Regions from separate parts of the Homo sapiens genome. Here region 1 is linked to region 2. A link is a loop called in an ENCODE intact Hi-C map of the cell type or tissue named here. Cell type or tissue: heart right ventricle. All regions are shown on one strand. Links, peaks and the distances in the headings refer to the core of each region. The heading gives the core; the rest is flanking DNA. Region 1 has its middle 14 kb from the start of NUDT16. Region 2 overlaps MRPL3 (mitochondrial ribosomal protein L3).

Region 1 (2,833 bases), core at 10-2,509, 72 kb after region 2:
TTTCTAGCTTGCTTTGTCAACAAGAAAGGGAAGATGGGTTTGCTTAAGGAAGTTCGGAATGAAGTTTATTAGTGAACTTACCCACCCTTTTCTTCCTGTCCATTTTGTTTGGTCTTCCATAATTGGCAAGCAGCATTTATTAATACATGTTCCTGACATAAAGCTATGAAGTAGGTTTTCCTCTTCTAGTAAGAAATTCGGTCAAAACCACCCAGGTGCCCACATCTCAATTAAAAACAAAAAGACAGGAAACAATTGGGTAGTTCTACTAGTTTTTAATATTCTGTTTTTTCACAGCCCAGAATGTTCTAATTGGGAATGACAAGATTGCAGATCACAGGCAGAGCTGGGAGGTTTTCAGCCAAATTTAATGATACCTGAAAAATCCACCATTCTTCCAATGGGCTTGGTTTACTGGAAATAACACCTGCTGTAAATAACTTACATCTTAGTATATGGGATAAATTGCATGAATAGTTTTTTGTTGGTTTGTTTGTTTTTTGAGATGGAGTGTCACTCTTATTGACCAGGCTGGAGTGCAACGGCATGATCTCAGCTCACTGCAAACTCTGCCTCCTGGGTTCAAGTGATTCTCTGGCCTTAGCCTCCCAAGTAGCTGGGATTACAGGAGTATGCCACCATGCCTGGGTAATTTTATATTTTTAGTAGAGTTGGGGTTTCACCATGTTGGTCAGGCTAGTTTCGAACTCCTGACCTCAAGTGATCCACCCACCTTGGCCTCCCAAAGTGCTGGGATTATACGCGTGAGCCACCAGGCCCGGCTGCATGAATAGTTTTAATTCTCCACCTCTCCTTGTATCTATTCCCACCTGTTAGCATTTGACTTTGAAGTTCCTCTTACCAAAAGGCAGAATATATTTCCCTGCCTCTTAACTTTGGGTTCAGCCATGTGACTTGCTTTCACCAATGGAATGTTAGTGGGTGTGGTATCACTAATGGCTGGAAAAGCACTTGTGTAATTGTTCCTTGCTTCACTGCTGTAACCAAGAGATGAACATCTTGATCTAGCCCACTGGTCCCAGGAGAAGGATGAGAAACACATGCAGCAGAATCAGTCCCAGCCAAGCCCAACCCAGAATAGCTAACTCCAGGCCAGCTGGAGGGCTGCAGACACACAAGCTAAATAGATGATTATGTTGCTCACTGCTGACATTGTGTGTTGTTATAGAGCATGATTGTGGTAATTGTTAATTAATGGAATGTCAATTAATTGTTATTTAATAAAATCCAGGGTGCCCCATGCCTCCTTCTGAACATAATTTTGTTTCCATTTTAGTAATGCCTCTGTCGCTCCATTTTTTATCCTTGAAACTTTGTGGTTTTTCCCCGATACTAACTTAATACCTTGACATCCAATACAGAGCTCCAAGGGAAATGTGGCTTGCCTAAGATTTTTAGCAAAGACTTTTGTTATACCATTGGCTATAACATATGAACTTGCAGGCTTAACCTGCCCACTACAACAAACATATGACAAATTGCCACCAGCTGTCATACTAGCAGATCTGCAGTGACGATTTACTAATTTAATTCCCTTAAAATGTTATAATGGGCCAAGTGTGGTGGCTCATGCCTGTAATCTAAACACTTTGGGAGGCTGAGGCAGGTGAATGACTTGAGCCCAGGAATTCAAGACCAGCCTGGGCAACGTGGCAAAACCCTGTCTCTACCAAAAAATATATGTGTGTGTATATATATATATATATATATATATGTATATACATATATATATATATATGTATATATATATACATGTATATACATATATATATATGTATATATATATATATATGTATATACATATATATATATATATATGTATATATATATATATGTATATATATATATATGTATGTGTATATATATATATATATATATATATATAAAATTAGCCAGGTGTGGTGGCACACACCTGTAGCTATTTGTGGGGGCTGAGGTGGAAGGGTCACCTGAACCCAGGGAGGTCAAGGCTGCAGTCAGCTGTGATCGCACCACTGCACTCCAGCCTGGGTGACAGAGTGAGACCCTTTTCTCTCTCTCTCTCTCTCTCTCTCTCTCTCTCTCTCTCTATATATATATATATATATATATATATATATACACATATATATAAATATATATATGTATATATATATTTATATATATATACACACACACAGATATACATTCATATAGATAGAGATATATATACTACTATATATATGATATATATATATGATAGCATGAAACAGGAACAATATTCTCAACTCACCAGTGTTATCTTTAAAAGCTCCATGTAGCTAATACATAAAGATATTTATTCTAGTATTGAGCACTATTGAAAAAAATATGAATATTCTACAGTTTTTTTAAAGATAGACCTTCACACTAAGAAGATGAATGATAAAATTTCAGGTATCAGCCAATAGGTGGGAGAGGGTCTGAGGAGTGTCTCTAGGAACCAATAAAACCTTATTACTTGGTAATCGATAAGAATTAAGTTCCAAACTTCAACATGTACCTTAGGTAAATTTATCTGTTCTGTACCCATCATTTGAATGTAATGGTAGTAAGTTGCTAGGATGGTAATAAGTTGCTGAGATACCTCCAAGCAGCTTTACAAGTTTACTTTGTTAAACTATGTCCTATGAATTAAGAATTATTAAGTGTTTTGATTGGATGAGGTGAGAAGTGTTTATCTGCATTATGAGGAAACCAAAGAGTGCCCTTTGAGATTTGTCCAATCCCTTCATTTGTTTTACAGATTACATTGTTAAAATAAATATTTACTGAGCACATTCTGTGTGTCAGGCACTGTGCTAAATAATGGGAA
Region 2 (2,833 bases), core at 65-2,564:
GGATGCTGTATAATTATATTTCTGTTAAACAACTAATGTTTATATTTGTTTGCATGTATGTTTTAAAGTGTAGGAAGTACAAAGAAGAAAATAAGCCACCAATAAGAACAATACCCAAAGACAATCACTGGAAACATTTTGGTGCATATCCTCCCAGTCTCTATTCTGCATACCTTTTATATATAAATTTTGACCAGGAGAAGTTTTCAAATTTTATATAATTAAACCTAAGATTTTTTTTACCCCTTCTATTACATTTATACTTATCAGAGACCATCTATTTGCTGTATTTTCTTCGTGTGTGTGATTTCAATTTTTGTAATATTTAATACTTATTCATTATTAGATAGGAGCCATGGGTCAAACTTGATTCCTTATCCAAATATTTTATTTTCTCAGTACCATTTTTTGACCAATCATTCTCTCCCATTTATGTACGTTTTTTCTCCACATGAAGATTTTTTGAGGACCATCTACTCAGCCCACTTACTTTAGAAATTAGAATCAGTGAGGTTGTGGCTTCTCCAGCCTCTAGTTACAGCAAGCTAGTATTAACTAAAAATAAAATAAAATTGAATTTCCACTTGTTATTGTTAATGGTGCCAACAGAGTCCTTTGAAATATCCAAATAGTCTTGATCATTCAGTCACATCTCTATTTAAAATGAGAGTTTTCTACTACTTCCATAAGATATATTTGCTATGGTCTTCTATTACAAGTCATCCATAGGACTTGAAGTTTTTCAGTTCTTATTCAACATTCTGAAGTACTGGTAATAATCTTTTATTACTTTACAAGCAACTTACATCCTCAGCTTTTAGTAACATTGTTTTAATACAAGTATATCCTAAAATTTTTGGTTTTATTTCATGCTTTAGGTGTGGAGAATAAACACAAAGCACAACATAATCTATGTAAATGGCTCTGTACCTGGACATAAAAATTGCTTAGTAAAGGTAAGTATAAGTGTCTTCTTTTTTTTTCCTTTTTTTTTTTTGTTTCTTACTCGCAAGCTAACAAATTACTATCTTTATTTTCTATTGTTTATATATGTGGATATTTGCCATAAAGTCTCCTTTTTCTCATATATGTGGCTTATAAATAAATGGCTGTTTTTCCACATGTTCTCTCCTGAATCTTTCTGCTTTTTAGTAGCACCTGAGTGAAAAAAATGCACAAGATAACCTGTATTCTATTTCTTTCAAACCAAGAACCTGTAAAAAGGGTAAGGCTGTGTATTAGTCCATCCTAATAGAATGGATGGACTCCTATAAAGAAATACCTAAGATTGGGTAATTTATAAATAAAAGAGGTTTAATTGGCTCGTGGTTCCACAGGCTGTTCAGGAAGCATGGCTAGGGAGGCCTCAGGAAACTTACAATCATGGCAAAAGGGGAAGGAGAGATGGACATGTCTTACATGGCTGGAGCAGGAGGAAGAGAGGGAAGGGGGAGGTGCTACACATTTTTAAACAAGATCTTGTGAGAACTCACTATCACGAGAACAGCAAGGGGGAAGTCTGCCCCCATGATCCAATCACTTCCCACCAGGCCCCTCTTCTAACATTGGGGATTACAATTTGACATGAGATTTGGGCGGGGACAAAAATCCAAACCATATCAGGCCAGTAAGCAGAAAGATCTTCAGGAATATGAGAAGGATATTTGGAAAACTATTGCCAAAATACCAGTATATCTCTGTCCTTCCAAAAGGAACATGTTAGCTTTTTAAAGTGCCCCATCTACAAATGAATGGATAAAGAAGATGTGGTGGGTGTGTGTGTGTGTGTGTATGTGTGTGTGTGTGCGCGCGTATGGCTGAAGAATATTCTAGAGAATGCACACACACGCTAGAATAATCTTCAGCCATAAACAGAATGAATTGCTATTGTTTGTGGTGACATGGATAAACCTGGAGGACATTATGTTAAGTGTAATAAGCTAGGCACAGAAAGACAAATATTGCATGATCTCACTTTTATGTAGAATCTAAAAGTTGATTTCATAGAAGTAGAGAACAGAATGGTTTTACCAGAGGCTGGGGGAAAATAGTGGGGAGGAGAGCTGGCGGAGGTGGTCTACAAGCACAGAGTTAGTTAGGAAGAATACATTCCGGTATTCTGTTATATAGTAGGGTGACTGACTATAGCTAATAGTAAGGTATATTTCAATATAGGTAGAAGAGAGGATTTTGAATGTTATCACCATAAAAGAAATGATACATGTTTAAAGTAATGGATATGCTAGTTATCCTGATTTTATCATTATACAATGTATATTTATTGAGACATCACACCATACATATATATGTACAATTATGTGTCAATTATAAGTAAACCCTGCCCCCACCCCCCCCCAAAAAAAATGCTTTTTGGCTTTTAAAAGAGTTACTTTGACAAACCAGAAATACATGAGGTAAAAATTGGAATCATCAAAAGTGGTTAAAGGTAGACATTTGAGGGGGAGCTTTTTTATTATTACTAACACCATGCTCTGATTATATCTTTTAAGTGTTTTTCTTAAAAAAAAGAAAAAAGTAAAAAATTTGTACCGATAGCTCAGATACATTTTAATAAAAACTCTTTAAGTTCTCAGAGACTTACTTCCATAAAATAGAAAATAAATATTCTGCCTGGGGTTTATTCCAACCTAATACAAATTTTCTTACCTCTGAGTTTTGAATCTTCCATGCTGAAAATAAGTTTGTATTAGAAGTTATGTCAGCTGTTCTCCAGAGTATACTCTTCATTGATTTTCCAATGATAGCAGCAAAGAAATAGTGAAACTTAATCCTCTGATTTTTTAAACTCAGTGTTTCCTTATATATTTTTTTT

The links. Hi-C counts contacts between places; a loop is a spot of excess contacts. Peaks named below come from ENCODE experiments on the same cell type or tissue, not always from the same donor. Only the 100,000 strongest peaks of a DNase experiment are listed, where the experiment ranks them.
Region 1: a loop joins it to region 2, with 2.8 times the contacts of the local background. A loop is called at or near these places in 4 of 110 quality-filtered maps.

The regions. Positions count from the first base shown.
Region 1 is chr3:131,394,540-131,397,372 of GRCh38, reverse strand. No RefSeq gene overlaps it. Among named protein-coding and RNA genes, the nearest start is that of NUDT16, 14 kb to the right of the region's middle. In heart right ventricle, for the core only: no CTCF peak of the experiment used is centred there; a DNase peak (open chromatin) is centred at 1,055.
Region 2 is chr3:131,466,214-131,469,046 of GRCh38, reverse strand. MRPL3 (mitochondrial ribosomal protein L3) reads left to right here. Exons shown (of 10, transcript NM_007208.4): 9 at 879-956. Among named protein-coding and RNA genes, the nearest start is that of SNORA58, 12 kb to the left of the region's middle. In heart right ventricle, for the core only: no CTCF peak of the experiment used is centred there; no DNase peak of the experiment used is centred there.